Regions from separate parts of the Homo sapiens genome. Here regions 2 and 3 are each linked to region 1. Evidence: chromatin loops called from intact Hi-C (ENCODE). Cell type or tissue: endothelial cell of umbilical vein. All regions are shown on one strand.

The links. A loop is a pair of places that touch in the nucleus more often than their neighbours do. Peaks named below come from ENCODE experiments on the same cell type or tissue, not always from the same donor. Only the 100,000 strongest peaks of a DNase experiment are listed, where the experiment ranks them.
Region 2: a loop joins it to region 1, with 6 times the contacts of the local background. A loop is called at or near these places in 12 of 110 quality-filtered maps.
Region 3: a loop joins it to region 1, with 3.0 times the contacts of the local background. A loop is called at or near these places in 54 of 110 quality-filtered maps.

What each region holds. Positions count from the first base shown.
Region 1 is chr14:20,696,490-20,698,989 of GRCh38, forward strand. The region is part of intron 1 of RNASE4 (ribonuclease A family member 4); the gene reads left to right. The region is part of intron 3 of EGILA (EGFR interacting lncRNA); the gene reads right to left. Among named protein-coding and RNA genes, the nearest start is that of ANG, 9.0 kb to the left of the region's middle. In endothelial cell of umbilical vein, a CTCF peak has its summit at 1,429; a DNase peak (open chromatin) is centred at 1,422; H3K27ac peaks cover 322 bases.
Region 2 is chr14:20,756,677-20,759,176 of GRCh38, forward strand. All of the region lies in intron 2 of LOC107984671 (a long non-coding RNA gene), which reads right to left. Among named protein-coding and RNA genes, the nearest start is that of EDDM3B, 10 kb to the right of the region's middle. In endothelial cell of umbilical vein, a CTCF peak has its summit at 1,474 (motif pointing right); a DNase peak (open chromatin) is centred at 1,485; H3K27me3 peaks cover 202 bases.
Region 3 is chr14:20,529,814-20,532,313 of GRCh38, forward strand. No RefSeq gene overlaps it. Among named protein-coding and RNA genes, the nearest start is that of RNASE10, 26 kb to the left of the region's middle. RefSeq lists an enhancer at 1,023-1,522. In endothelial cell of umbilical vein, a CTCF peak has its summit at 1,352 (motif pointing right); a DNase peak (open chromatin) is centred at 1,358; H3K27me3 peaks cover 179 bases.

The sequences.
Region 1 (2,500 bases):
TAAATGCTTTGAAGAATAGTGACATGCAAGGAAGAAAATTCCATGCAATTTGGAGAAGAAACATTTTTCTAGGAATCTAGTAGCTGAGATATTTTATAGTTTAAAAACAGACTTCCAATATCTTGAGAATACAGTTAGCTCTACGAAATAAAGAGGAGTCAATAATATATGCAACTCTGTAGTCATTCATTATTTTATCCAGATTGACAGAAGCAGAGGAAACCAAGAAAAATGGAAGTGGTAAAAAAAAAAAAATGCAGTAATTGCCAATATTTACTGAGCATTTACCCTGTGCTAGGCCTTGTTATAGGCGCTTAGATTGATTTTCTTTTCATAACATCCCTAAGAGGTAGGTATTACATGCTCATTTTGCTTATGAGGAAATCTGCTGAGAGAGATTAAGTAATTTTCTCATGGTCACAGCCTCAGTCTTTTAGACCACGGTGTCAAAAGAAGTTCTTACTGTGAGTCAGGGTGGTGCAGTGGAGAAAGCGTTTGGGGAAAATCCTGACCCAAAAGTGTGCGTTGGGATGATGTGGAGATCATTCAATTTTCTCTTGTAGCTACAGCTTTGAGATGCACCCATTGGTATCCACACTGGCCTGCTGTCCTCAAATATTTCTCTATGTCTTGTTTACTTGAGTAGTGCAGAAAAGCTGACGTCCTGGGTCTGCTCTCGCATGCATAGGTGAGGTTTTCTCTGTAGCTAGTCATCTTGCTAAACCATATTTTTGGTCACAAAGAATCAGGATGAGAGAAAGTAGATAAAACCATGGAAACTCGAGGTGCCACCGGAAGAGCAAACCAAAGTATATTGATCTGCTGAAGCTATAATCCAAGTACTAAGTATACCTTCAGAAGTTGTATGCATTGTTCTTGGGGCAAAAAGGAAATCAAACATCTGCCCTTCCTCCCACAACCTCTTTACTTCCCTCTCTTCCTAACACTGTATCTCACATCTACAGCTGCAGGCACACAGATATGACATACAGCTTGATATCTTTATGTGCAAAGGCAAAAGATGGCTATGGATATAGGAGGTGGCATTTAAAAGAACAATATCCATGTTTGATACTGCTTTCATTATCAATAATGAAAAGGTAGCCTTTCAGCAGAACAAAGTAAGGTACAGGTCGTTTGGAAGCCATTTCAGTCATTCACACAGTGTGATCCACCATTACGAAGCAGAATTTGAAATCAAAAGACAATAGTACCCATATACATCAAACTAGGAGTTCAACTGGGGTCAGTCCTTGGACTGCACATACAGAGTTGGGCTGCCTGACTCTCAAAACATTGCCCTTGCTAATTTGCGTTGCTCACTTCCTATTGAATCAGGGATGATTTTTCTTTGCTGTAGTGAATCAGCCCTGCTACACTGCAAGAATCAAGCCGATTCACAATTCACATCAATTCCAGGAGTGACGGCCAGATGGCAGCATCTGGCTAGTCAGTTGGTGAGTGAGTCCACCTCCAGTCTTGATTAAACTCTGCTGCTGGGAAGTAGCAATTCTGAGCATAAATGTCTTTGATATCCTGAATATTTTGGGTGTGGGATGAGAGAGGCAGTAGATAGTGGAAAGAGCACAGGGTGTAGACTAAGATAGGCCTGGATTCCTTTCTTTAATCTGTCAATGAAAGCAATGAATGTTCTGAAACTACATGGCAATGCTTTTTTTGTTGCCACTCTGGCTTTTTTTTTTAATGCTATAAAATATATGCCTATTTTTCACTGCCAAGAGGTGACAACACAATGATGCTGCAACCAGAGAAGACAGACAGCTACCAACAACTATTGACAAGACAGAAGGAACATCAAGAATAGATGCAAGACAAAGCAATGTATCTCCATGGCCTAGATTTTTTAGGTTATGCATAGAAACAGCAAGGAGAAGAAGACACAATCCAAGTTTTCTTTTGAGAATATTGTGCTGTTTAAATTTATTTTTTAAACATTTCTTAGCTTTTCTTATTAGTCAATTTCATAAGCCTGGGAAACATCTTTACTCTATCCATTTAATTGCATTTGTTCATTAGCTTACTCATTTCACTTATTAGTTCATTCAAACAGTAGCTATTATCAACTGTCTTCTAAGAACTGTAACTGGGTATTCTGGTTTTGCTTTTTTTTAAAAAATAGAATTAAAAGGATTTCCAAAAGGACCTGATTTTACATTAGAATTAGAATAATACATTTTAAATTAATGTATAACATATATTATTCTAGAATTAGAATAGATTTTAAATCACATTAGAATAATAGCCACATGACAAAAAAGAAAAGAAAAATAATAAAATTAATGACAAAGAAAAACAATAGTCATGTGAGAGGAAAGGCAAAGCCTAAATATTCCTCTGTCCTCTTCCTCCACCTAGATTCCCAGATGTAAGGTATTAAAAGTAGTTTGTAAACTTTCTGTGACGTATGCTGAGTCTATCCAAACTGTCGGGAATTGGAGCCTCCCGGGAACCAAACACTCCCCAAAGATCATACACCTAC
Region 2 (2,500 bases), 60 kb after region 1:
GAAGTCTAGTTATGGGAGATGATGAGTACAGGAGCAGAAGAAACAAGGCTGTGAAAAGAAGGTGTCACCACTGTTTCAGCAGGGTCAAGTGGTACAGGTACAGGAACCAAGCCAGAATGGGCAACAAGGTCTCAATGCCCTCTAGAAGCCCCTGAGTCGCATTCTCGCTAACTGGAGGGCTTATAGCTAGGAGCTCATGACCAAGAATAAGATGATCTATTATTACAATATTGTTTTTTGTTTGTTTGTTTGTTTCTTGAGATAGAGTCTCACTCTGTTGCCCAGGCTGAAGTGCAGTGGCACAATCTTGGCTCACTGCAACCTCTGTCTCCAGGGTTCAAGAGATTCTCCTGCCTCAGCCTCCCGAGTAGCTGGGATTACAGGCACGAGGCACCATGTCTGGCTAATTTTTTAATCTCTTTTAGTAGAGATGGGGGTTTCACCATGTTGGCCAAGCTGGTCTCAAACTCCTGACCTCAGGTGATCTGCCCACCTTGGCCTCCCAAAGTGCTGGGATTACAGGTGTGAGCCACCTCACCAGGCCTACAATACTGTTTAGACTTCTTACAGATTAGGTGATGAATTTGGCCTCTGAACAGGAGTACCCTGTACTGGACTTTAATTCAGTTAGAATTATTTTGTCAGAGATCTGGGAAATGGGAAGAAATGCCTTATTCCAAGTTCTCATATTATTGCAAAATCAGGATTCAGGATGGGGCAGGGGGCTTCTGCTGGCTGTACAAAGAGATGAGAAGAGGGTCTTTCATAAGCCAGATAGCCAGATGCAGGAACAAAGGGATAAAGATTTCTTTTAAATGCTTTAAACCCAGCTGCCCCAGCAGCTCCTGCCGCCATGGCTGCTGCACCACCTTCTCCACAGCTACTTGGCTGCCTCACCACCTTCTCCACAGCTAGTTGGCTGCCTCACCATCACCACATGATGCTCCAAATTTGGAGGAAGGGGCTACTGCCCCATCTCAATATGATGAGGGAGTTGGAATGGTCTGTCCCTCCAAGACCCAACAGGGCACTCTGTTTGGACAGGGCAATACTGTGACTGGAGCAGGGCAATTCCCACTTAGGCAGATGCCTATGGGTGGTTCACACATAGAAGTGCCATCTGTCAGACATTACTGGACTTACAGCCTATTTTCAACATCCAACTTGCTAAATTGGAAAAGCTCCAAACAACCTTATAGAGAAGACCCCCAGAAAATGACTAATCTCTTTGAATCCATCTTTGCTACCCACCAGCCCCCCTGGGCAGATGTTTGGTCTTTTTTATTATGCTTCTGACCACAGATGAAAGAAGGCTAGTAATAGAGAAGGCAAATGAAGAGGCCCATCACCTCCATGAGACAAACAATATCTCCGATCCTGCAGGGGCAATTCCAGGTACAAACCCTAATTGAGACCCCAATTGAGATGGGGACATGACCCATCTGGAACACTACCAAGCATGCATTCAGGTCAGAATCAGGAGGGGGCGCCAAACCAAAAGAGCTTCAATAAAGTTCAGACAGTCATTCAAAAGGCAAATAAGGACCGCTCTGAATTCTTAGAATGCATTTACCAAGCCTTCTGCAGATACACTGATATGAAACCAGAAGACCCTGAGAATTCGAGGTTGGTATATAAGACTTTCATTCAGCAGAGTGCCCCTGCTATAAAGAGAAAGCTAGAAAAGAAAAGAGGCTGCACTGGAATTACCCCTTCTCAGCTAGTTGACATTGCTTTCACAGTGTACAATGGCAAAGAAATACAAGTCAGGCACCGTATATGTGGAATAAGCAGGGAAGCCTCCATGCCAGAAAAGTCAGGGTAAGCCTTTGGGCCACAACCAATGCACCTGTCATAAGGAAGAGGGCCAATGGAAGGTTAACTGCCCCAAAATGAAGGAAGCCAAGGGCCACAAAAAAAGGAAAGCGCGAAGGAAAGGACCCACCAGCAGATGGTGGAACCAGGACTACAGCTCTGATAGAGAATGAGGAATTTCCTCACAGAAGCCCTGGGTGCAATTGACAATGGGGAACAAACTAATTGATTTATTGGTCAAAAAGGGAGTGACCTACTCAGTTCCTAACACCCCAGAGGCAAAGAGCACCAAAATGACTGTGCCTGTGACAGGGGTTGCAGGAGGAAGGCAACAAAAGGCTTTCTTACAACCTTCAGAATGCAAACTGGAAAACCCGGAACTAAGGCACAGCCTTCTCTATATGCCAGAATGGCTGATTCTCCTGCTAGAACAAGACATACTATGCAAATTAAGTGCTCAAGTAACTTTTTCCCCCGGAAAAACAGCAATTATACCTGCAGGTCCCACCAGAACAGACACTGAGACTATAGATGCTACTCACTCACCCTGAGATGAAAAAGGAAAAAGCTTTTTCCCCAGAAGTCTGCTAAAGAGTGAATATTGCATTTGGGCAGACGGGGGTCTCAGGAAAAGCAAGAAACATGCAGCCAGTGCACATGGAGATAAAAGAGGGGGCTGGAGTGC
Region 3 (2,500 bases), 170 kb before region 1:
ATTGTGAAAATGCATTGCTTCAGAGTCATCTATCATCCAGTTCTATTGTTGAGAAGCCTGACGCCATTTTGAATCTTTGAAATTGATGCTTCCCTTTTCCTAGAAAGCTTACAGGATCTTTTTATGCCTCTGTTCTCAATCTTCACAGTGACATGCTTAGGTACGAGTCATTGTATCCTGCACTGGGGATGGGGGTGGGGTTAATTTGGAAACTCAACTTTTCGGGTATGGGAAATTTACTTCAGTAAATTTCCAATTTCTGTTTCCCTCTCTCCTCTCTTCCTGGAACTCTATTAGTCAAATATTGAATCTCTTGGATTGCTCTACTGTATTATCTTTTCTTCTGTTTTTCCTCTTTTGGAAGTCATTTCTTTGACTTTATCTTTTGAACCTAATACTAATTCTTCCACTCCTGCTATTTTATATATTTATTTTCCAAGTGCTTGTTCTTTTTTGCTTTCCTTTTACAAGTTTTTGTTTGTTTGTTTTGAAAACAATAGTTCCCCAAATAACTCGGAATATACTAACTAGAGGTTATTAAGGCTTTATCCTCTGTTCTCTGCTTTGTGATGTTTCTTTCACTTTATGTTTTTAAATTACAGTCTTCACAGAATTATGGAGACTGTCGAGTATGTGTGGAGAATGGACCTTGCAAACAAATAAAACCAATTTTGTAGACTTTGACGAATAAATTTCTCTTTAAAATAAAGATAGCTCAATGTTGTTAAAATTATATACACACATACAATTCTAAGCACATGGTAGGCGCTGAATTTATGGTAGCTCCAGTCTTTTCTCTTTTATGAATCAATTTCTCAAAAATATTTAAAGTGGCCAGTGCAGTGACTCACACCTGTAATCCCAGCACTTTGGGAGGTGAAAACGAGCGGATCACTTGAGCCCAGGAGTTTGAGACCAACCTGGACAACATAGGGAGATTCTGTCTCTACGAGAAAAAAAAAAGAGGAAAGAAAGAAAGAGAAAGAGAGGGAAAGAGAGAGAGAAAGGAAGAAAGGAAGAAGAAAGAAAAGAAAGAAAAGGAGGGAGGGAAAGAGAGAAAGAGAAAGAAAGAAAGGAAGAAAGAAAAAGAAAGAAAGAGAGAGAAAGAAAGAAAAGGAAGGAAGGAAGGAAGGGGGAAGAAAGAAATGAGTCGGTGTGGTAGTTCATGCCTGTGGTACCAGCTACTTGGGAGGCTGACGCGGGAGGATCACTTGAGCTCAGGAAGTTGAGGCTGCAGTGAACTATGATTGTGCCACTGCACTCCAGCCTGGATGGCAGAGCGAGACCTTGTCTTAAATGATGATCATGATAAAACCCCCAGTATCTACAACGTGCGTGAGATGTGCCACCAGATGGCGCCATGATTGGAACTGTAACATGGAAGAACTCCAACTCCCTTCTTTAATATTTCTGCAGATTTCTGGTGAGGCTTTTATCCTTATGATCCGCTCTGCTTTTTGGATACTTTTTTTGCATGTGAGGTCCCATGTTGACCCCATTCCTGAAACCCAGCTCCTTTCTTAACTCTTATTTATACCTGTCCCCTTCTGCTACACACACCCCAACTCAGGTAAAGTCTTCAGGAGTAGATTTGGAAGTTAAAGAGTAAATGAGGGTTTATGTTTTTGTGTTGAGAAAACTTTTTATTTTACCCAGATTACATCTCTTTTCTTAAAATGTAATTGGCCACACCATCTTCAGTTCACTGGCCCTTCATCTTGTACAGTTCTCAACCTTACACTTTCTTGCTGGCTTGTGATTTTTTTATATCCACACACACAGTCCCTCTGTTTCGTCCCCTCTTCCTTAGAACAAAACAAATTATTTTCCTTGATTTCTGCTATATTTAAGGCACATATTTATTATGTAACTTCCTGTGACATGTATGGCCTTAACATCTTACCTGCTAGGTGAGCAGCATATGATGTTATTTTCCCAAAAAGAGTTACTTTACTTCCTAAGAAAAGCTGTTGTCAGTTATTTAGGATAGTAATATTTTTACCTCATCATTCAGGTTTCTACAAATCTGAGGGAAAAAAGGAAAATATCTGAAATCAAGAAAAGAGAACTAACTTAAGTGTGTGGGGATATAGGGAGGGCAAGAGAGGTGATGACTGAGCTTGGACTAAGAAGAAGAAGCTATAATGTGTGAAAAAGAAAAAATAAGTAAGAGAAATATGTAAGTATGGTCAATTTCTGGATTACTTTTATTTTATTATTTCTCAAAATGCCTCTAAAATTTGTTAGTGAGAATTCTGAAGTGATTAAGTGGTACCAATTTCTATGGTTTGGATTTTGGATCATGGACTGAAAAGAGTGTGCTGTGGAATTAGACATATATATTTCGTTCCAACTCTGCCATTATTATGGTGTAACCTTTAGTAAGTTACTTCACTCCTCTGACAGTAGTTTATTATAAAATGGGAGTAATAATGTCTTTAAAAATTAGATGATATAGTGAAAGAAAACTATCTGTCTTAGTCTATTCTGGCTGCTATAA